2 separate regions of the Homo sapiens genome follow, and region 1 is linked to region 2. A link is an interaction called in ENCODE POLR2A ChIA-PET data of the cell type or tissue named here. Cell type or tissue: CD4-positive, alpha-beta T cell. All regions are shown on one strand. Links, peaks and the distances in the headings refer to the core of each region. The heading gives the core; the rest is flanking DNA.

Evidence for each region. ChIA-PET counts read pairs that join two places held together with the same protein. Peaks named below come from ENCODE experiments on the same cell type or tissue, not always from the same donor. Only the 100,000 strongest peaks of a DNase experiment are listed, where the experiment ranks them.
Region 1: POLR2A ChIA-PET joins it to region 2 with 5 read pairs; 8 of 35 experiments call an interaction of 5 or more read pairs at or near these places.

The regions. Positions count from the first base shown.
Region 1 is chr22:40,196,951-40,209,242 of GRCh38, reverse strand. All of the region lies in intron 1 of TNRC6B (trinucleotide repeat containing adaptor 6B), which reads right to left. Among named protein-coding and RNA genes, the nearest start is that of TNRC6B, 25 kb to the right of the region's middle. In CD4-positive, alpha-beta T cell, for the core only: no CTCF peak of the experiment used is centred there; a DNase peak (open chromatin) is centred at 5,502; H3K27ac peaks cover 1,192 bases.
Region 2 is chr22:40,283,158-40,295,449 of GRCh38, reverse strand. TNRC6B (trinucleotide repeat containing adaptor 6B) reads right to left here. Exons shown (of 23, transcript NM_001162501.2): 12 at 9,680-9,805. Among named protein-coding and RNA genes, the nearest start is that of ADSL, 57 kb to the left of the region's middle. In CD4-positive, alpha-beta T cell, for the core only: no CTCF peak of the experiment used is centred there; DNase peaks (open chromatin) are centred at 5,099, 5,349 and 5,949; H3K4me3 peaks cover 269 bases; H3K27ac peaks cover 3,705 bases.

The DNA.
Region 1 (12,292 bases), core at 3,564-8,563, 87 kb after region 2:
AGTTTCTGTTCTAGAGAATAAATTGGACTCTCTTAGCCAATTATTCACATTTTGAAGTCTTATCATTAGGAGATTAGGAACAGCAAAATTAAATGGCTGACATGCATGAAAGCTGAAAGAGAACCTAATGTGGGAAACATTTTCCATCTGGCTCAATTACTTAGTTGCCAAAAAATAATAATAATAATAAAATGAACAGGGGATAGGCATATTGTTGCTCTGATAAAAATGTTGACGGTGCTTTCACATGCCACTAAAACCTCCTTCAGGCTGCTCTTGAGATACACTGTCATGTCTACAGAGGCAGACGCCTCTCAATGCCAATGTCATGGGACAAACAAGGATCACTAGGTCTTTCCTTTCCGTGTTTCAGGCATCTCTCATTGGCAAAGAATTCAAAACGCATTTAAAAATAAGTACTCAGTGCCTGAATTACTTTTTGGATGGAGATGACATTTGTGTTATTTTTCCACTCTTAAAAAATAATAAAACTTCTGGAGAAAAATTTTTATTACATATTTAATACATACAAAATAACTTTTATATACCCTCCACTCAGCTTAAGGAATAACCTTTCCGGTACTCAGAAGCCCCCTGTATAATCCCACCTTTCCCTACTCCACAAGCGTTAACTTCCCCTTAACTTAGCACTCCCTTGATTGACCACACCATGCTTGGTAACCTAAACAACATTTCAGTTGTATTTCTGAGTTTCTTAAGTGGAATTTTATTACTTTATTCTTCTGCAACTTGTTTTTCTCACACAATGCTATGTCCCTAAAATTCATGTAAATGTAAAGAGTACCACGCTGTATTTATACATTTGCCTACTGATGGGCATTAAGGTTTCCAATTTTTGCCAGGACAAGCCACATTGCTGCAGACATCTTAGGGCATGCCTCCTGTACATGCATACAGCTCTTCTGTGGGGTAGGTTACCAGCCCACAACTGAAACTGCTGGCTCATAGAGTGTCCATGTTTTCCAACTTTACTAGACATTGCTACACTCTTTTCCAAAGTGGTTTCAACAATTTACACTCCCACCAGAAAAGTAAAAGCTCCTGCTATTCCATAACCACACCAAAACTTGTTTTTTTCTTGTTTTTTTGTTTTTTTTTTTTTTTTTTTTTGAGATGGAGTCCCACTCTATTGCCCAGGCTGGAGAGACGGGCGCATCTCAGCTCACTGCAAGCTCCGCCTCCCGGGTTCCCGCCATTCTCCTGCCTCAGCCTCCCGAGTAGCTGGGACTACAGGCGCCCGCCACCATGCCCGGCTAATTTTTTGTATTTTTCTAGTAGAGATGGGGTTTCACCGTGTTAGCCAGGATGGTCTCTATCTCCTGACCTCGTGATCTGCCCACCTCAGCCTCCCAAAGTGCTGGGATTACAGGTGTGAGCTACTGCTCCTGGCCGGTATTTTCTTAATTCTTTTAATTTTTGCCAATTTTATGAGTATAAAATGGGACCTCATTGTGGTTTAACTAGCATTTCCTTGATTACTAATTAAGTTGTATTTCCCCCTCCACATTTATTGGCCATTTGGATTTTCTCTACTGTGAAATTTCTATGTTTCTTTTGAGCATTTTTTTCTTCTACTAGGTCTTTTTCTTATTGATTAGTAGGAGTTCTGCATTGTATTCTGGATATAAATCCTCTGTTGATCACAGGTACTGAAAATATCTTCTCCTAGCTTGTCTCTCACTTTGGCCATAATGTCATTTGGTGACTTTAAGTTCTTATCATGATATAATGAACATGTATCAACTTTTTCATTCTTGTTACGTTTATTTTATTATACATATATATATATATATATATATATATTTTTTTTTTTTTGAGGCAGGGTCTCACTCCATCGCCCAGGCTGGGGTGCAGTGGTGTGACCACAGTAGAGGTGCCCACGAACTTCTGAGCTCAGGCAGTCCTCCTGCCTCAGCCTCCCAAAGTGCTGGAACTATAGGCGTGAGCCACAGCGCCCAGCCATGTTATCCTGTTTAATCATCCCTGCTCCAAGGTCATAAATATTCTTCCATATTTGTTTCTAGAAATAATTTTTTTCATATTTATCTGAATCCATTTGGTATTTATTTTTGTATGTGGTGTATGACTTGATCCTTACAAGGCAAAGACATTCATGTGAAGACAGAGGCAGAAACTGAAGTGATGCAGCTCTAAGGCATGAACGTGAAGGACTGCCAGCAACCAGAGGCTAGGAAGAGATGGGGAGCAATTCTTCCTAGAGCCTTCGGAGGTCGAGTAATTTTGGACTTTTAGCCTCCAGAACTGTGAGAGAATAAACGTCCGATGTTTTAAGCCATTCAGTTTGTGGTATTTTGTTACGGCGGCCCTAAGAGACTAACGCAATCCATATGAAGTATCCCAGAGCACTTGTCGAAAAGTCCATTATTTCCCCAACTAAACTGCAGTGTCACCTGTCGCCTCTCCCTACTGTCAGGCCAGTTCCGCCACAGAGCAAGATTCCATGTACGCGTGGCGGTCTTGTCTAGGCTTCCCACTTACGCGCTGACCCACCTCAGCCCCTGCATCTACACCACACTGCTCTTCGTTACTACAGCTTTACGGCAAGGGATCTAGCAGGTTAAATCCTCCCACTTGTTGTTCCTGTCATTTCTCTTTTCCATATAAATTTTAAAATCATCTTATCAAGTTTCAGAAAAAAAGCATGGCGTTTTTATGGGAATTACTTTGAATTTATATACCAATTCAAGAAGAATTGACATTTTTAAAAATAATTGAGCCTTCTTAACCATGAACATGACAAAGCTCTGTCTATTTAGATGTTAGTTTAATGTCTTCTGATATAATTTTACATTTTCTCCCATGAAGGTCTTGTCAGGTCTGGTCCCACATTTCTAGTATTTTCTCTTGGTACTATAATGGTATACTTTTAAAAATTATATTCTTAAGCAGGGAATCGTTTAAATAAAAAAGACAAAACTTTGCTGATCTTTAGAAACAGTACCCAATCATATACTTACACCAATAAGTTCTTTAATGAGCATCTCATACAGAAATCAGATATTTTAGTAACTATATTAATATCTAATATGTCCATGCTCAAAAAAACAAAAAATAAAAAATTAAAAAAATATATTTCTGGGCTCATTATGTGTTGGACATTTCCCTAAATGTGTAAACCTCACTTTCCTGAGGAAAATTCTATGAAGCTCACTGTACAGTTGAGAAAACTGAGGCTTAAAGAGGTAAAGGCCCAGGAGGCAGCTCTGGAAACGGAAGCCAGCATGTGGCTCTACTGCATTATTTCTTAAGTACTATTGCGTGGATCACCCCTTCGTCATGACAGATGAGAAGAATAAAATCCACCTTAACCTCAGAACCCAAAAAGACTTTCCCAATAATCAAAATCCCTTCTGGCTGCCTAAATTCACTTGGTGGGTTCTGCCAATCAAAGTAGCATTGAAACTTACTGCACTTGTGGATTCAAAACTACTGTTCTGATTAATTTATAATAAAATGCTCTCCAGATGATAAACACTCAACACTTTCAATTACATTTTTAAAGTAATTAGATAATACAGTAAACCAAGAATGTCATAAAACTAGTATTACTGTTAGGCAGTGGTAGTTTCCAGATATTTTTTCAATTACTTTCTTAAAAATGCTCAATGCTTAACTGTCAATTTTCAGATTAATGACTCATTTTCAAGATTCAGTAATGGACTTCACCTAGATCCCAAAGCTTCTAGGTTGATGATGATTAGTGTTTCTATGGACAAACCAACAGTGAACCATTCTAGTGATTTTCAGTAATTACATTAATATATATCTAAATTCTTTCTTAATCTATAAGCCACAGAATCAGCATATCTAGAATACCAGTAATCTTCTGACCTTAGCCAATACCAAGTAATCCCTTTTCAGTACTGGTGCACAAAACTTTGGTCTCACCTTATATTAATGGATAATCTGTGAACACCATCTACTTAATTACATTTGTTTGCTTACTACAATGCTACAAATATTTATTAAACTTCTACTAAGTGCTTGAGGTAATCAGTGAATGCAACAGACAAAAGATCCTGACAATTTTCACTATGAGGTGGGAACTCAGCACACTCCAGTGTGGCCCAGTAGTGGTCAGGAACAGTTGATCAATTTATTAGATCACATCTGTGGAACACACCTGAGATTATCATTGTGAAAATTAACATATGTTAGGCAAACTGCTCTTAGCTACATAGTTGTATACTGTCTTCAAAATGGAAAAACTAAACCATGATGTTCAGTAAGATAAAAATGTACCTGTACTTTCACAATAATAACTGATGAAAGTGTTTAATGTCATTAATTTCACTGGATAAGTGAAATTGAAGGTTAGAAACCAACTACATTTTTCCTATGCCCATTTTAGTGAACTGTTGGTATCACTATAAAAACCAAGTAATTGGCAACTTATTAAAAATAGAAAAAGCAGCAGCAGCAGCAGAGACAGAACAATGGCAGGTGGCCTAAGTACAGCAGAGCTTCTTAGTAGCCGCAGGCAGCTCTGTCACTACCAGAGTCAATTATTCTCACAGAAGAGCATCAAGGAGGCCAGGCAGCCCCCCTGGGTCAGTTACACATGTATCATTTAGAGATAACATCCTGCTTACAAATAGTGGTGCAAACATTGAAACCCAAGTTCCACAACTGCTTTTGCAACACATAAAATTTACGCTCGCTAGTCACTTGTTAGCATTTTTGGAATGCAGTGGGACAGAGGAAGCAGAAGGTCAAGCCCGTAGCCAGGAAAATGTACACTGTCTGGACTCTGTTAGTCCCTGGGGACTAGAGTGGCAGGGGATGAATCTGGAATGACTGGCCCTGGCTACTGGCCACAGCATCCCAACAAAGGCAAAAAAAATTGAACCTACATGCCTGGTTTATCCCAATGGTCCGTGAATAAATGCCAGAGGCTTACATTTCACAGGACTGACCAAAATTCACAAGTATGTAAAAAGTTCCTGCCCTATACCTCCTTTTCCTATAATTAAACAACAAAGAACCCACAGAGTCTGAACACAGTACAGATGGCTTATGAAATACAAACGACAAAATATTCATATCCTCTAAAAATTAAAGAGATGTGGTGGCATATAAAGACACAGAGTTAAGTATTTTGCTCAAAACTCTGCATTATAAAATGTTTCTCCTTTCTCTTTGCTGTCTTTTTGATTCGCTTTTATTTATTAAGAAGCGAATAGGGATGAAAAGTAGAGGGCTGAGGAAGGTGATGCTATTTGGGTGGGGAGATGGAGAGAAGGAAAACTGAAGGAGGAAAGAAAAAGCAAAATAGACACATCATAAAGGGCAATAAAAGAACAACTAGAGGCCCACGCCGATGCTGGACACCCTCCTCCCTCTCTGACTAACAGCCCGAACCCTTTTAGCATTCTACATCACCGAACCCTTAGAAAGATGGGGCTAGAATATTCAGTGGTTCCTGAAGGTACTTCTCAGCAGCACCTGCCATGTGGCAGGAAATGAAAACAAAACAAAACAAAATTGGCAGAAGCAGAAGGCCTCACCACACGATTCTGTTCTGATGACTGAACCTCAGGCTGTATAAGGAAAGAAAACACTTGGTCTCAAAACTTCATTTTAAATACAGAGCTTATTATAACTAAAGAATTACCATAAGTGGTATCTATCAAAGTAATCAAAGAGTTTTTTAGGCTGTTTTCCCAATTCTATTTTACCTTCTTCAGTTTTCCTTCTCTCCATCTCCCCACCCAAATAGCACCCAAATGTACAAAATTTGTACATTTTTGCATTTTTATGACATACCTGGAAGAGATTAAAGCAGACGCAAGGAGTACTCTCATGAAGGTGACTTTTGTTACGGAAGGGCAAATGGCAGGACATGAAATGATGGAAAGAGCAAAGTGGGTCATAGAACCAGAAACAACCCTGGTGGGAATCCATTAAGGGGGTGGGCCAGACCCTGGACAGGGGTAAGCCTGGCATGCTGTGACATATTAGGTCTTTGCAGAGTGTCCTGACACCTGGCTGGGAAGCACCCATAGCTTAGAACCAAAAATATGTTTTGAGCTACCAGTTAAGTTTGCTCACCAACATGTGATCACCAATAACTACTTCTCTCTACTATACTCAACAAGACAGGCTGATGATCAGTGGCCAGCATTTTTTGAAACCTGCTACTGAGCTAATGCAACCTGCAAGGCTGAAGCCCATTCAACACAGAACTTGGCCTTATCATAGTCTAAGACAATGGCCTGAAGTCCTCCTCACTAAATTCAGTGTGTTAGATCAAACATTAGTGAAAACCTGGGCGAGAAGGAAAGGGCTAGCAAGAAAAGACAAAATGTGTGGAAATAAGACGGATGGAAGCAATGCTGACAAGCTGTAACTTTGGAGATACCCAGTAGTGCAGACTCTGAGGTAAACGGTCAAGAGCAGAGCTCCTTCCACCTGCAGTTATCCCCTCCACGCAGTCTACTCCTGGCCCTCTTCCAGCAGGCACTCGACACATGGACTCCTCTGATACACCTTCAAGGACTAGGGATCCCTGTGGCCAGGGACACAGAGGAAATATTTTGGTCTTCGTGAAGCTATGAAGGTGTTGATCCAACACTGTGGGCTATGTATTTCAAAACTGAGAAACAAGTCATTCGTTATCTTAAGACAACACATAAATCGGATTTATCTTAAAGAAAAGGGTTGTCTCTTTCTGAAAGATGGACTCCTTTTTGCTTCACAGTTTTCAAGCACATCTCCTGTCCTACATGCGTTTATATATAGTTACAGCAGCAATGGTTTATTTACATTCCTCCACTGACTGCAGAAAACCACAATCTATTTGTAATTATAATACCCTAAAAATAAGTTATTTGATTCTTTCAAATGTGAAAAGTAACAAGTGGCAACATTCTTGTTAAAAACTCATATAGAAAGTTGGTCATTTGCAAAACAGGTCTGCCAAAGGCAAAAAAAAAAAAAACAAAAAAACAACAACAACACATACACATTTAGAGGTTTTAAAAGCCTATTCTGGTTTTTCAAGCAGGGTATACAGAAACAAAACATCAAATTAAATGACTTTAACTCAACTAGAAGTAGGAATTAATATTATTCCTTTCTCTGACATTCAAAGCTCATCAGGCAAAGTTCTCAAGACAGTATTTTCTTGGCTTACACTACTTGAGACAAAAGTATTTCCTAGTGATTAACATTACGTGACCCTTTCAAACCTGAGCAAAGCTCGCCTAACTATTCTAAAATGGTATTACAAATTGAGTATTCCTTATTGAAATGTCTGGGAACAGAAGTGTTTCAAACTTTTTCGGATTCTGAAATAGTTGCATGAAATTTACTGGTTGAGCATCCTGAATCTGAAAATCTGAAATCCGAAATACTCCAATGAGCACTCTCAGTATCGTGCTGGTGCTCAAAAAGTTTCAGATTTTGGAGCATTTTGGGTTGTAGAGCATTTTGGATTTTCAGATTCGGGATTCTCAACCTGTATTTGAAAATGGAGGCTGGGTGTGGTGGCTCACAACTCTAATCCCAGCTACTCAAGAGGCCGAGGTGGGAGGATCGCTTGAGTCCCACCAGCCTGGGCAACACAGCGAGACCCTGTCTCTTCAAAAAATAAAAAATTAGCCAGGTGTAGTAGAGTACGCCTGTAGTCCCAGCTACTCAGGAGGCTGAAGTGGGAAGATCACTTGAGTCCAGGAGGTCGAGGCTGCAGTGAGCCATGATCATGCCACTGCACTACAGCCTGGGTGACAGAGTGAGACCCTGTCTCAAAAAAAAAACAAAAAAGAAAAAGAAAAAGAAAATGCACCAAACACCACATAAAAACAACTTTAGTAGGCCAACCCTTGAGCAGAGAAAAATCTGAAAATAAGCCAGTATTTATCTCATACTGCTCAAGTTCCAGCCCTATATGGCACAGACTTTCAGAGACATGTTCCCTATTCTCCATCTAGTTTTTCACAGCACTCTAACAAAGCCACTAAAAGCAAAACTTCACAACAGAAAGGTAGCCAAATTTTTTTTAAAGATTCTAAAGTGTAAGTGTGCAAAAATGTATACAAGGCAATTTTTAGATTTATAAAAGTACGAATGATAACCTAAACGTCCCTCAGTGGGAGCTACCATTTACCAGGTGCTTGCCATGTGCCACCCACAAGTATAGCACCCTACGTGTATCACCACGTGTGATGCTCACAACAGCTCTGTTAAATGGGGATGAGACACATCTCCAGCCTGCAGATAAGGAGGCGGAGGCACAGTGAAGTTGAGTAAGATTTCAGCACAGTTGCTGGCAGGGCTGGGATACGAATATAGAGCTTGAGCTCCCACCACCATCACATTCCACTGCCTCTCATGAGAGGGAACTTAAAGAAATGATGGCTTCTCCAAATAACACAAGGCCATGCAGCTCTAGTGGCAGGGGTTTTGACTGATGACCATTGTAATTCCCAGGAATACAGTGTGCCTGTGCCTAGCATATCATAAATACTCAATATGACCTACAACATATATTACATATACATTCATACATACATAAATAAAATGCTTAAAAGGGGAGGCTAAAATAAGAAATAGGGAACATTTAATTTTATGTACTTCTCATGATTTAAATTTTAGGCAAGAATATTACTTTTTAGCCGGGCGCGGTGGCTCACGCCTGTAATCCCAGCACTTTGGGAGGCCGAGGCGGGCAGATCACCTGAGGTCAGGAGTTAGAGACCAGCCTGGCTAACATGATGACACCCCGTCTCTACTAAAAATACAAAAAATTAGCTGGGCGTGGGGGTGCACGCCTGTAATCCCAGCTACTCGGGAGGCTGAGGCAGGAGAAACGCTTGAACCCGGCAGGCAGAGGTTGTAGTGAGCCGAGATCATGCCACTGTACTTCAGCTTGAGCAACAAGAGTGAAGCTCTTGTCTCAAAAAAAAAAAAAAAAAAAAAAAAGAATATTACTTTTTAAATTATTTTAAAATTTTGAAACAATCTCAAACTTATGTAAATTTGCAAGAATAGTACCAAGAACTGTCTCTCCCCAGAACCATTGAGGGGAAGTTGTCAACTTGAGGCCCTGTCACCCTGAATACTTTAGTATGTGTTTTCCCAAAAAACAAAACCAAATCACTAGGCCAGGGACTGTGGCTCACACCTGTAAACCCAGCACTTTGAGAGGCCGAGTCGGGCGGATCACTTGAAGTCAGGAGTTCAAGACCAGCCTGGCCAACATGGTGAAACCCAATCTCTATTAAAAATACAAAAATTAGTCGGGTATGGTGGCACATGCCTTAATCCCAGCTAGTAGGGAGGATGAGGCATCATGAGAATCGTTTGAACCCAGAAGGCGGAGGTTGCAGTGAGCTGAGATCGTGCCACTGCAGCACTCCAGCCTGGGCGACAGAGCCAGACTCTGTCTCAAAAGAAAAACAACAACAACAAAAACCAAACCACAGTCCTACATAACCATAATACAACCATCAAAATCAGAACATTAACGCTGATACATTTCTATCATTAAATCCTCAAGCCCCATGTAAGCTTCGTCACCTGTCCCAGCAATAGCCTTTATAGTAAAAAGATCGAGGTCAGAATCACATATTGCATTTAGTTGACATGTCTCTTTAGTCTCCTTCGGTTTAGAATCATTCTTTGGTCTTGCTTTGACTTTCATGACCCTGAAATTTTTGAGGATTACAGGCCAGTTATTTTGTAGAATGTCACTCCAACCAGGTTTGCCTATCATTTCCTCATAATTAGATTGAGGTCATGTGCCTTGGCAGGAACACTGCAGAGGGAATGGTGTGTTCTCTTTGCATCCTAGCAGGTGGCATGATTTCAATTTGTTCCACTGCTGGGATTACCTGGTTAAGGTGGCATCTGCCAGGCCTCTCCATTGGAAAGTTGCTCTTTTTCTCCTTTGTAATCATTAAGTATTTTTGAAGAAGTACTTTGAAATTTAGAGAACCCATTCTTCAAATGCTGAATTTACTGATAAGTCCGTACATAGGTTTTCTTACAAAGTAGGTGAAGCTGTGTGAGAACTCTTAGTTTTCTTTTTTACTCAGCAGGTTCTAATCCATGACTATCACTTCTTAAATTTTGAAATAAACTCAGATTTGGCCAGTGGGAACCGCTTCAAACTGACTCTGGGTCCTTTTGGCATGTTTTCATCACTCTTTGAAGACTTCTTTGCTTTCTAACCCAAGATGTTCCAGGCTCATGTTAAACATTCCTGCTCCAATCCTATAATCAGCCATTTCTCCAAGCAGCTGGGGTTCCTTTTAGTGGAAAATGGGATATAGAAGCCAAGATCTAGAAACCTGATACACTCACTGCTATTGGAATACTGCTGTTCCCAGGCACCCTCCCCCTCTACTACCAACAGAACTAGGAAACAGATGTGCGTATGTATGTGCACACACATATGCATATAAATACACATGCATGCATGCCTTTTGCAAAGATTTTATTGCTATTTTTATCGGTCCTTATTAAAATCCAGGCATTCACACCAATACTTCTGATTCCGATCTAGCATCACAGGGTTAATTCTAGCTGTCTCCTTTCCAATATCTGTAATGTTCTTCAACAGTGAGAGCTGCTGGGGGCCATTATCCTGAACATACTTATTTCATCAATCCTCCTATATTCAACCAATCAATACAGGAAGGGCATCCCAGAAGCAATGGATGCCCTTCTCACCTCTCCTGGGCTCTGACACAGCACACCAGACCCTCCCTCCTCATCCTACTCAGGCTCTGATACCCCTGGCCAGGCCAACACCTTGCTGAGCCCACTTAATAGCCTCTAGGACTGAACTGTTCAGGAAGGAAAAGAGAGAGAAAAGAAGAATGCTTTTAAAATTAAAAAGAATTAATGTAAAAATGTATTTTTTAAAGAATATCTGTTAAGTTAGAACTTGTAATAATTCAGACGGCCAAACTAAAATTCAACTTTGCATCATCTATGAAGAACAGGTTTGCTAAGTAAATTAATAGTGTAAACAAGCTTGTAACCCAGATATTTAACCTACTTAAGAAAACTAATTGTTTTCAAGCACTTTAAAATCACTGGGCATGTACTTGCCTTTAATTATTGTCTAATTACAAATGACTTCTATTTTCTTCGTTATAGCTTTGATAAGCCTTCTGATTATGCTTTAAGAATTACAACTTAAACTCAATACAGTTTAGATCCTTTAAAAATGTCTTTATTAATCAATTGGTTTTTCAATTAATCACCTGAAGTAAACTTTTTAACCATTCAGTGATTTTTCTTTTTTAGTTAATCTGTCATGTTGCTTAAAAAGAAAAAATGGGCCAGGCATGGTGGCTCATGTTTGTAATCCCAGCGCTTTGGGAGGCTGAGGTGGGAGAATCACTTGAGCCCAGGAGTTCAAGACCAGCCTGAGCAGCACAGGGAGACCCTGTCTCTGTTAAAAGAAGTTTTTTTTAATTAGCCAGGCACGGTGGCTCATGCCTGTAGTCCCAATTACTTGCGTGGCTGAGACAGGAGGATCTCAGCTTGAGCCCAGAAGGTCGAGGCTGCACTGAACTATGAATCGCACCACTGCACTCCAACCTGGGCAACAGAACAAGACTTGTCTCAAAAAAAAAAAAAAAGAAAAAGAAAAACGCCTTTCGGCTGGGTGCGGTGGCTCATGCTTGTAATCTCAGCACTTTGGGAGGCCGAGGGGGGTAGATCATGAGGTCAGGAGTTTGAGAACAGCCTGGCCAACATAGTGAAACCCCGTCTCTACTAAAAATACAAAAAATCAGCCTGGGTGTGGTAGCAGGCACCTGTAATCCCAGCTACTTGGGAGGCTGAAAAGCAGGAGAATCGCTTGAACCCGGGAGGTGGAGGTTGCAGTGAGCTGAGATCAAGCCATGTGCTGCGCTCCAGCGAGGGGCAACAGTGTGAGACTCTGTCTCAAAAAAAAACAAGAAAAACACCTTTCAGCAGCCAGCCAGGGATGCTCCCAAAGACCTCCTATTCTGCACACGATCAGCACAGTCTCATTCTCCTGTTGTTTATCATGAATGCAGTGCTGAGGACACCATAAAGCCAGCAAGCTGTTCCCGTCATCTGCATCCATATTTTAAGACACTCCACTTTATAATACAGGGATTCAACCAATCAATTAGCAAATCACTCTGCACTGTGTTTAAGGCAGCTTGGGAAGAGAAGAAAATTTTGGTGGAGTTACAGCACCCAGTTCCTCCACCTCCTCATGTGTACATGGCTGCAGCCTGGTCACTGAGCTGTCAGCACTCCTTTT
Region 2 (12,292 bases), core at 2,899-7,898:
CAGGCTGGAGTGCAATGGCATGACCTCAGCTCACTGCAATCTCCACCTCTCGGGCTCAAGCGATTCTCCTGCCTCAGCCTCCTGAGTAACTGGGATTACGGGTGCCCGCCACCACGCTTACCTTTTTGTATTTTTTAATAGAGACGGGGTTTCACCATGTTGGTCAGGCTGGTCTTGAACTCCTGACCTCAAGTGATCCACCCACCTCGGACTCCCGAAATGCTAGGATTACAGGCGTGAGCCACCATGCTTGGCCCATCTTTTCTTTGACACTCTTCTAGTCTATAAACATTTGACCAAGTTCAGGTTTCCTGTACTAGGCTCATCAGCTCATTTTCTCTCAAGATCTGTCACTTTCACTCCACCCATCAACTCTGTCATTTTGGAAAGTACTCTAATTTCAAGTAATAGTTCCCCCCAGCTGCTTCCTCTCTATCCTCTAAGAGATGCTGAGTGTTACCAACCAATTTAAAAATCTGTTTGACTTTCTATTTTAATAGGTGTACTCCAAGCACACGTGAGCACCAAGTGAGCACACCACTACAGGGCATGCTGCCTCTGCACCAGTTTTAGGGCGAGCATGAGGAACACGTCCTCCACAATTTCCCCCAGATAACAACTCCTCTTCATCTCTGCTCTGAATTCACACAAAATGTCACCAGTGTGACTTAACTTACTGTCTCTGATATAATAATTTCAAACTCACTATAATTTGAGTCTGGGGGAAAGGAGGGTGAGTATAGATATATTCTGTGCTATTGAAACCATGTTCCAAACCGGATTCTTATCCCACCATACCTCAAGGATCCATAAAATCTTATGTACCACCTTCAGTGTGAATCCTAAATTCATCTCAGTTAGCGACTGTATTTGGTAACATAGTGTTGCCCATAAATTCATGCCCACTGGGAACCTCAGAAGGTGATCTCATTTGGAAATAGAGTCTTTGTAGATGCACTCAAGTTTAAGACGAAGTCATACTGAATTAGGGTGGGCCCTAATCCATTAACTGGTGTCCTCATATGAAGAGGGAAATTTTGAGACAGAGAAGAAAAAGCCATGTGAAGATAGAGACACATACGGGAGAACATCGGATGATGATGGAGGCAGACAGTGGTGATTTCAGACTGAAAAGCCTCCAGAACTGAGCTCAGGTTGATTGATTGATTGATTGACTGATTGACTGATTGATTTTTTGAGACAGGGTCTCACTCTATTGTCCAGACTGGAGTGCAGTGGCACGATCATGGCTCACTGCAGTTTCGGCTTCTTGGGCTCAAGTGATTTTCCCAACTCAGCCTCCCAAATAACTGAGACTACAGGCATGCACCACCATGCCTGGCTAATTTTTGTATTTTTTTTTTTTTTTTTTTTTTGTAGAGATGGGGTTTTGCCATTTTGCCCAGGCTTGTCTCGAACTCCTAGGCTCAAGTGCCTGTCTCAGCCTCCCAAAGTGCTGGAAGTACAAGTGTGAGCCACTGTGCCTGGCCTTTTTTTTTTTTTCTAGGTAGAGCAGACACTTTGGTCATAAAGAGATCTGCAGCACCCAAGTCTCTCACACAAAGTTAACTGCACTTTCCCAACAATTCTACCTTTGAAATCATTCTGATATGCATCTTCCCATGACTTAATATATATTAACTGCGCTCAAAATACATGTGCGGCACAGCTATTGATGCTCAGGCTCCAGCAGTGAACACAGCAGGCCCAGACCCTGCTGCTGTGAAGCTTATTACACTCCTAGGGGCAGGGCAGACAAGGAGCAAGCATGGGAGACACAGTAACAGGGCAAGAACCCATTATTCCCCACCATTCCCCTACCCCCCTCCGCCCCCGCCCTCAGGCATTCCTACTACTCAAAATTAGCTAAAGAAACCACCAAAGTAAAACCTGCCCGTGACCCAGCAGTACCATCGAGAAATTCATCCTGGGAGACAAACATGAGAATATTATAGCAGGCCAGGCACGGTGGCTCATGCCTGTAACTCCAGCATTTTGGGAGGCCAAGGTGGGCAGATCACGTGAGGCCAGGAGTTCGAGACCAGACTGGCCAACATGTGAAATCCTGTCTCTACTAAAAATACAAAAATTAGCCAGGCATGGTGGCTGGCAGCTGTAGTTCCAACTACTTAGGAGGCTGAGGCAGGAGAATTGCTTGAACCCGGGGGCAGAGTTGCAGTAAGCTGCGATCACGCCACTGCATTCCAGCCTGGGCAACAGAGGGAGACTCTGCCTCAAAAAAAAAAAAAAAAAAAAAAAGAAAAGGATATTATAGCAGCACTGCTCATAACAACAAACATCTAGAAGCAATCCAAATGTCTATGAACAGTAGACCTGGTAGTAGAATAGGTAAATTATGGTATAGTCATATAATGGAATATCATATGAACCATAGCTGCCCAAATCCACATGGGAATATATTTGAAATAATACAAGTAAAAATAGCACAACAAAAGAAGGAGGCTCTATACTATATGGGTTAAGTGCAAAAAAGGCAAAATGAAAACAACAGATTGTTTAAAGACAGAGAGACACATGCAGAAAGAATATAAAGAAAAGCATAGGAAAGTGATCTTTAGAAGCCACCAGCTCGTATGTTCCATAAACTGACAATTTTAGAGACAATAAAAGTGTAATTTTTGAGAAATTCCTATCCCAGCCGTGCTCAACTTCTCCTTTCTTAGGATTGCAAATGTACTGCCCCTCTCCAAAGAATACAGAAGGACCAGGGAAAAGCGCCACTAGGCTCCAGGCAAACACCTGCTCACGCCCGCCTGGGCTGCAGAGGAATCACGGTGGTGCAGGTCTGCACATTCTCCATTTCAGGGAGTTAATTATTCTGGTTTAAAAGCCCTTCAATCTCCTGCTGGATTGGAGAAAGTAAAGATCTTGTTGCAATCGATATGGCATTTAACAAAGCACTGCAGGTGCAAAATGACAGCAATTTAAAGTCAGGACAAAAGCCTGCTGGAATATGTTACTTTCTCAATATTGTATTTGAGTAACTGGAGGAAACAGGCATGGTAGAAACCCAAGGCCCGGAATATTTGTAACAAATCTTAGAAGTTTCAGTGTCATCCTTTTTTTTTTTTTTTTTGAGATGGAGTCTCACTCTGTCGCCCAGGCTAGAGTGCAGTGGCACAATCTCAGCTCACTGCAACCTCCACCTCCTGGGTTCAAGCGATTCTCCTGCCTCAGCCTCCTGAGCAGTTGGGACGACAGACGGGTGTGCGCCACCATGCCTGGCTTTTTTTTTGAGACGGAGTCTTGCTCTGTCGCCCAAGCTGGAGCGCAGTGGCACGATCTCGGCTCACTGCAAGCTCCGCCTCCAGGGTTCATGCCATTCTCCTACCTCAGCCTCCTGAGCAGCTGGGACTACAGACGCCTGCCACCACACCCAGTTAAGTTTTTGTATTTTTAGTAGAAATGGGGTTTCAGCATGTTGGCCAGGCTGGTCCCAAACTCCTGATCTCAGGTGATCCACCTGCCTTGGCCTCCCAAAGTGCTGGGATTACAGGCATGGGCCACTGAGCCCGGCCTCAGTATCTTCTATGTTTACATTAACTACTGATTGCCCCTATAATGTGGTCAAAAGGAATATAAAATCTGGTATTTATCAAAACCTTTTAAAATATTAATGTGCTTTGACCCAGAAATTTCATTTTGGGCAACTAAATTTAGAAAAAATGTGGGCAAGGGTTTATGTATAAGGATTTCTCTGCAGCATTATTTGTAACAGGGAAAAATTAAAAACAATTTAATACTCAACAGTGGGGGAAGGGAATGTTAAGTAAATCAAGGTAAATCTACCTGATGAAACATCATTATGATCACCGTGAATGCTACATAGCAACAGCAGAAAATTCAAGGACACAATGTTAACATCAGGTTCTAGTGACCCTGAGTGCAATAATGTGAAAAGCATCCCTGTATATGAATAGTGTCTGAATAGGGAATTAGTAAAAATAATTCCTGTCATTGTATTTGGGTTGGAGGTTTCTTTAAGAATTTGTTTCTCCGCTATCCAAACTGTGTGTGGTTATCTTGTCTTTTTCATTTTTTTTTTTAAGACAGGATATCACTGTCACCCAGGCTGGATTGCAGCGGTGTCACCATGGCTCACTGCAGCCTCAACCTCCTGGGCTCAGGTCATCCTCTCACCTCAGCCTCCCAAGTAGCTGGGACTACAGCATGCACCACCATGCCCGGCTAATTTTTTGTATTTCTGTTAGAGACAGGTTTTGCCATATTGCCCAGGCTGGTCTTGAACTCCTGGGCTCAAGCAATCTGCCCATCTTGGTCTCCCAAAGTGCTGGGATTATAGGAGTAAACCACCGTGCCTGGCCTTTTCTTTCTTCAGAGTTACCCAACTGCTTCATTTTTTAGAAATACAGAAATGTTGGGAAAAGACAGAATAATCCAATATTTAATATTCTGCTCCCAGTATGCATTAAATAAATAAAACAAAATTCAAAAATGGAGGGAACACAAGTAATTTTCTTTTTTGGGTAGAGCAGACACTTTGGTCATAAAGAGATCTGTAGTACCCAAGTCTCTCACACAAAGTTAACTGCAACTTTCCCAACAATTCCACTTTTGAAATCACTCTGATATGCATCTTCCCATGACTTGATATATAGTCACCGAGCTCAAAATACATGCCCTGCTCAGGCTCCAGCAGTGAACACAGCAGGCCCAGACCCTGCCACTGTGAAGCTTATTATACTCCTAGGCGCGGGGCAGAGAGGGAGAAAAGACAAGGAGCAAGCGGGTCGGGGGGTGGGGGAGTGACAGGGCAGGCTGCACACTGTACGTAGCTGCCCTGAGAAAGCTCCTAGGGAAGGTGGCAGAGAAGCAGAGAGCTGAAGGAGATAAAGACTGAGCCATGCTGCCATCTGGGAAGGATGTTCTAAGCGTATGCTTGGTGTGTGGGGGCCACTTGGCTGGAGCAGCATGAAGGTATGGGACAGTGACCTGTACTTGTGGGGAGGTGGGATCACCAGGAACCTCAAAGACCAGAGTAAAGACTTTGCTTTTGCCTTGCATTCTCAGCGAGAGAACCAGCCACGAGGGGATTCCCGCTGAAAGAGTAACACAACCTGCCTTTTGTTTTAGCACAGTGCTGTGCAGAACTTCCTGCAACGCCGACACGTTCTACGTCTGTGCTGTCTGCACAGTGACTATGAACCAGACGTGGCTATTTAAGTTAATTAAAATAAAATTTAAAATTCAGTGCTTCCAGTCCAGCGGCCACATTTCAAGGGCTGATGTGGCTGACGGCTATCACACTGGACAGTGCGGTGTCAGAGAATCAGTCTGACTCAGACGTGAGACAGGCAAATGTTGAGCCGAGGCAGGGTGGGGAACAGGCAGGAAGTCACTGCAATAACCTAGACAGAAACGGCGGTGGCTTGGCCAGGGCCTGTGCTGTTGAAAGTGGTAAAAAAGGATCCGCTTTTGGATAAAGGTTTGAAGGGCAGTCTTACTGATGCAATGAACATGGTCACGAGCTCCAAGGTTTTTGGCCTGAACTCCTATAGGATGAGAGTGCCATTTGCTGGGAGTTAAGGGGATGTTTTTGAGGGCAGTGTGGGGTGAGATCAGAAGCTGTGTTTTGAACATGTTAACCTGTAAGGCAACCTATGAGTAGTCTGTGGAGTTGAGGAAAAATGATGTGGGCTGAAGACACAATTTTGGAATTCAGTGCTTAAAGTCATTCCACTTGGTAAGATCACCTGGCACTGACTACAGATGGTGAGGAGAGGTTCGAAGGTTGAGATCTGGGACATTCTGCTGAATATGTATTGAGAACTTGAGGAGGAACTCGTAAAGGAGATGGAGAAGGAGAGGCAGATGGAGAACCAGTGTAGTAGGTGTCCAAAAGCCAAACACAGGAAGTGCTTCAGAAAGGAGGGGAACTCTGTCAAATGCTGCTGATACACTGAGTAAGAAGAGACTAGAGAACAGATCATCATATTATGCAAGGAAAAGATCAGAGGTGACTTCCACAAGAAGGTTAATTCCCACTGTCGCTGCCTTACCTAGACTCCTGTACTAGTCCTGCAACTGCACTCTTTTGCTCTAGTACTCCTGCCATTCAAACATGTCCTCTATATTACTTCCAGTGTTTGTTTGTTCCCTCCCTCCCTTCCTCTTTTTTTCTTTTTTGAGACGGGGTCTTGCTCTGTTGCCCAGGCTGGAGTGCAGTGGCTTGATCGTGGTTCACTGCAGCCTCGCCTCCCAGACTCAATCTATCCTCCCACCTCAGCCTCCTGAGCAGCTGGGACTAAAGGTACACACCACCATGCCTGGATCATTAAAAAAAATTTTTTGTAGGCTGGGCGCGGTGGCTCACGCCTGTAATCCCAGCACTTTGGGAGGTCAAGGTGGGGTGGATCACTTGAGGTCAAGAGTCCCAGACCAGCTTGGCCAACATGGTGAAACCCCATCTCTACTAAAAATACAAAAATTAGCCAGGCGTGGTGGCGCATGCTTGTAATCCTAGCTACTCAGGAGGCTGAGGCACAAGAATCACTTGAACCCAGGAGGTGGAGGTTGCAGTGAGCTGAGTGAGAGAGAGACTCTGCCTCAAAAAAAAAAAAAAAAAAAAGCTGGGCACAGTGGCTCACGCCTGTAATCCCAGCATTTTGGGAGGCCAGGGCGGGTGGATCAGGAGGTCAGGAGTTCGAGACCAGCCTGGCCAACATAGTGAAATGCCGTCTCTACTAAAAATACAAAAATTAGCCAGGCATAGTGGCACACTCCTGTAGTCCCAGCTACTCGGGAGGCTGAGGCAGGAGAATCACTTGAACTTGGGAGGCGGAGGTTGCAGTGAGCAGAGATTGTGCCACTGCACTCCAGCCTGGGCAACAGAGTGAGACTCCAACTCAAAAAAAAAAAAAAAATTTGTAGAGATGGGGTTTTACTATGTGGTCCAGGCTGGTCTCAAACTCCTGGGCTGAAGCAATCTGCCTGCCTCAGCCTCCCAAAGGGCTGGGATTGCAGGTGTGAGCCACTGCACCCAGCATCTTCTAAACCTTAAATTTTCCTACATCACTACTCAGCTGAAAAATCTTTAATAGTATATTGTCTACAGCAGTGGCCAAACTGTAAGTGCACATAAAGATCACACGGGGGTGACTAAGTCCCAAAGCCACCTGTCACAGAAGACTGGAGACCTGGGAACTGTGTCTTTAAGTAGCAACCCAAATAATGGTTGTAAACCACGTTGAAAAGGATTGGCCCATAGGGCCAAGTCCCAAATCCTAAGCAAAGCAAACACCTTTTCCAAATTTGGTCCCATACTTCTTGTCTAGTTCCTTTCTTTTCTATTCTAAGACAGTGTGTGTGCATTTGTGTGTACGTTTCAACAAGCTCTAACTAATTATTCAGAGTAACTGCCTTTCCCCCAAATGCTATGTTCTTCTAGATATTATTGCCCCTTGCACATGAGGCTCCTGCTGCTTAGAAGGCACTTTTAATCTGGTGTGCTCAGAAAATTCTGACTCATTCTTTAAGACTCAGACGTCACTGCTAGTGTGAAGGCTCAGCCGATTACCCAAACTCTGTTAAACATTTCTATACATTTATCACACTATCTGCTGGGAATTCTGCTATCACCTCCTCCTCACCTCAACCCACCCCTCTGCCACCAACTCCAAGAGGCTGCAGAGAGAGAGATGGCATTTTCTCCATCTGTGCACGATGAAGACATTATCTAACATGCTACAGATATTTGATAACCATGGATGACTGTCAGCCTGATACCAAAGGATACTGTAAAGTATGTGTATGCTCCAAGACTTAAGAAGACACTGCCATTGTAGAGTGCCAGGGAAGTCAGAAATGGCTCTGTCTAAAGGACAAACCTCTACCTGGGGCTTGAAGGATGACTGGAACTTAGAGGGAAAGAAGAGGAGAGGTGCCAAGGGGACACAGTCCCAGACTCCCAGGCAAGACCTTGGAGAGGCAGTTGGTGGTGATGACGGGGAGGCAAGGAAGGGGTGTGGAGAAACCTGACCTCCCCCACTAAGAAAGATACAGACTCAGAACATTAAAACTAGAATTTGAAATCTATAGTTGATCTTTTCAAATAAATATTTTAAGCCCTGGTCTTAAAGGGCATTTCAAAAAACAAAACAGGCTGGGCACGGTGGTTCATGCCTGTCATCCCAGTGCTTTGGGAGGCTGAGGTGGAAGGACTGCTGGAGTCAAGGAGCTTGAGACCAGCCTGGGCAACATAGCATGACTCCACCTCTACACAATACTTAAAACCAGCCAAGCTTGGTGGTGTGCATCTGTAGTCCCCAGCTACTTGGAGGCTGAGGAGGGAGGACTGCTTGAGCCCAAGAGTTTGAGCTTGCCATGAGCTATGGATCACACCACTGCACTCCAGCCTGGGTGACAGAGTGAGACTCTACCTCCAAAAAATAAAAATAAATAAAAACACAAAAACAACAAAAACTGAACCTTTACAACCTGCTGGTTGGATCTAATAAGCGCTCCCATCTTCTTTTAAGGATGAAACAGACTCAAAGCTTGGTTTATTAAAATAACATTCTAAGGAGGGACTAAGGCCACACACTGAATCCTTGCATGAGCTTATCAGCTATTACTCTATCCTCACGCCTGCTTTCTCACAAAGGGGAACAGGGAAAGTATGTGGTAGACTAACACAAATCTCTCACCTTTATCCCCAAAACAAAGCACCATCTCTTTGCACATCTCCTACTAAGGGACAGACCTAAATGGTTCCCATGGTATCCAATGGACTATGTCGTACACAGAGCTGCTCATGAATAAGAGTTGAATCCAGGAGTCTCTGCTACTTCATTAGTTCTAAAACTCCCCCTAGAGCACCTAATTGCTATGTTGGCATACAGCTCCTCAACATTTTCAGAATAATCCAGAATCTGGCAATTCTCATTTTCTATTTTTTTTTTTGAAATGGAGTCTCGCTCTATAACCCAGGCTGGAGTGCAGTGGCATCATCTCGGTTCACTGTAACCTCTGCCTCCTGGGTACAAGCGATTCTACTGTCTCAGCCTCTTGAGTAGCTAGGATTACAGGCATGTGCCACCATGCCCAGCTAATTTTTGTTTTGTTCTTTATGCCTGGCTAATTTGTGTTTTTTGGCAGAAACAGGGTTTCGCCATGTTGGCCAGGCTGGTCTCAAACTCCGGGACTCAAGTGATCCTGGCCTCAAGCACCTTGGCCTCCCAAAGTGCTGGGATTACAGGCATGAGCCACTGTGCCAGGCTGAATTCTCTTTTTATCTTTGGGTGAATCCTTGAGGGCAACCAGCCTCTGAACATTGACACATCAGAACTTATAAAGCAGTTTTAATTATATGCAGTTTCAAAAAATATAGTTAGAAAAATAGGAGATCTAAAAGGAATAGAATAATAAGCTTTTCATGCAAAAATATCTACTTTGTTGGTATGCATGATGAAATAAAAAATGAGATTTGAGATTTTGTTCTAAAAGTCTTCATCTTTGGCAGCTAGATATTTCATATTTTACTCTACTTGATCTTAGCCAAAAGGTCAAGAAAAGATGGCTTTTTCATATTTTATGCTACTTACTATCATTCTTTTTATGCCCACAAAAATCAGTTAACAACTGGTAATGATGTGAAATGGTCTTTCATTTTGAATCACAGGAACGTAAAATTGCTTACCTGGGGGGAAATAAACTGGGGAGGCACTTGCGCCCGGAGACTGGGAGAAGAATTTAGTGGCTGCACGGGTGTGTGCAGACCTCTCGATTGTGCTGTGCTGTTTCCAAACAAACCATGACTACCGCCCTGTAAACAGAAAAGCAGCAGTAAGGCTTTTTGTTAACATAAGAAAATGCAAGTAAGAAACAGTTCTGGTCTTTTAGATCCCTCAGAAGAATCACAGGCTGTGTTCGATGGAATAACAGAATTTTGTAACTGAGAAGTTCCTTATCTTAGAAGGCTTGGGGCAATTACTCAGATTGACTCATGGGCACCTGTACAGTTTGAAGAACTCTATAAACGGAAAGGGTTCAATGTCATCAAATATTAGGAAAAGTCCTACATTCTTTTTTGTGAACCAAAGATATAGGCAACATAACATTTATTTCAAGTACTCTTCTTTGCGATTGGGTTTACCAAATTTATTCTCAAACTTTATAATCTGAGCTCCATCTTGAAAGGCACCTGAGTAAAAATGCAGCCTTATGAATAGTTATCAGTTGTATTTATAAAACATTATGATGTGATTTCTCTGCCGTCCAAGAGTGAGCCTAGCACCCTTCCTTGTCCTGGATCTGCTCAATCCTTTCTTTGACAGATGAGGAAATGTGACTCAATTACCCAGTGAGATAGAAAAGGAAGAAAGGGAGAAAGTAAAAACCATTACAGGGACACCAAAATAAACATTACTCACCTGTAACTTCTCATTCAAACACATATCAGTCTAGTTAAAAATAAGCGGAACTCCCTCCTTTCTGGAGGCCCAACTCACTGGAGCACTTCTACACTATTCCAATGAGATAACTAAGAGAGTTGGGTTATATGGTGGCCCTTCCTTTCTGACTGGTTTCTAGCTGAGAAAAGTCCTTCAGCGAAGAAACCATATTTGATAATAATGCAACACTGTGTTCTCTCTGCCTGAGGTTCTTTCTGATACCATCTTCACTTGACCTCTTCAAGGCCCAGCTTGGAGGTCATCCTCATCAAGGAAGTCTTCCCCAAAACATCTTCCTGATTTCACATTCAGATTAACTGGGCCCACCTCTCCAATCTCAAAACGCTTTAAAACTCATCAAACCACACTATAGTTATTTTCCATTCTGTCTTTCTACTGTTAAATCTTTCCCTCTTCGTATTCCCAGAACTCAATAAATCCCCAGTCTGTAGGATGAATATATCATCTGTAAATATCCATGACCCACCAATTCCACACACCGGAAAATGTCCCACTGAATACCTTCAGCAAAGACAGCTGCATCACTGCTTATACTGAGTATTATACATATACCCTGAATTGAAATCACCACCATTATCATAACCCTGGAATCACATGGATTAAGGTAATTTTAAAGAATTTTGTAATGGCTTCATTAAAACCTACAACACTAAAAATACTGTGATGGCTTAATGATTAAAAAATAGATTAAGGGACTGCTGTAGGGAAATTAGTGAACTTAAAAGCATTGAAAATAAAAATGATTCTAAACATAAAGTCGAAATGGCAATTAAAATCTGTGTATCTCATAAATCAAAGATTCATCACGAATTTTATGTCTCCCCAAGGGTTGTTGAAACATGAGAAGACCTTTAATTCTAGAAACTCTAAATCTCTGCTGCTGCTGTCTTACCAACACACAGCCCTAACTTTCCTCAGATCGTGGTAGTCAGTAGCTTCGCCACCCTGATCACCTCCAAGAAAACAGGAAACATTTATTTCACCAAGGATATTCTGCTACGATCTTTCTCACTTTATCATCAAAGTAATGACTTAGTTATTAGATGTCAATTATTCACGACTGGTCCTTGGACGGTGGGGTTACTGGTAACTAAAGTTCCTGCCAGAATCCATTTTTTGGCAAATACAAAATTGCTTCCTGAGGGTCATTCTAAATTTCAACCTCTCCTTTAATAACAAGCATTGAAAAGAATTTACTTTTTAATCTCCTGTAAAATCAATTCCTACTTTCCTCTTCCCAGTAGACAATTTCCACCCTCCCCCACCATAGGTTTTAGGCTTTTCATTATCAAGTGACCCTACAGCCACACAAAGCACTATGATATATCTGGAATGGACAATAATATAGGTAAGTCCACAGTAGTTGATCAAAAAATGCCTCGTCTGTAACTTAATATGGAAGCTGGGCATCACAAGCTGCTCATTTTCTTGGCCCCAATATAGCTATTTTTGCACAGTGATGTATTCAGGGGCAATCATACAGATTTGGTCTTTAAAAATATTTAGAAATTAGGAAAAGGGTAATCAAAAACTTATAAAGGCCAGGTACAGTGATTCACACCTGTAATCCTACCATTTTGGGAGGCTGAGGCTAGGAGTTCGAGACCAACCTAGGCAACATAAGCAAGACCCCATCTGTAAAAAATAAACAGGAGAAAGGCTGGGCACGGTGGCTCACGCCTGTAATCCCAGCACTTTGGGAGGCCAAGGCGGGCGGATCACGAGGTCAGGAGATTGAGACCATCCCGGCTAACATGGTGAAACTCCATCTCTACTAAAAATACAAAAAATTAGCCGGGCGTGGTTGCGGGAGCCTGTGGTCCCAACAGCTACTCAGG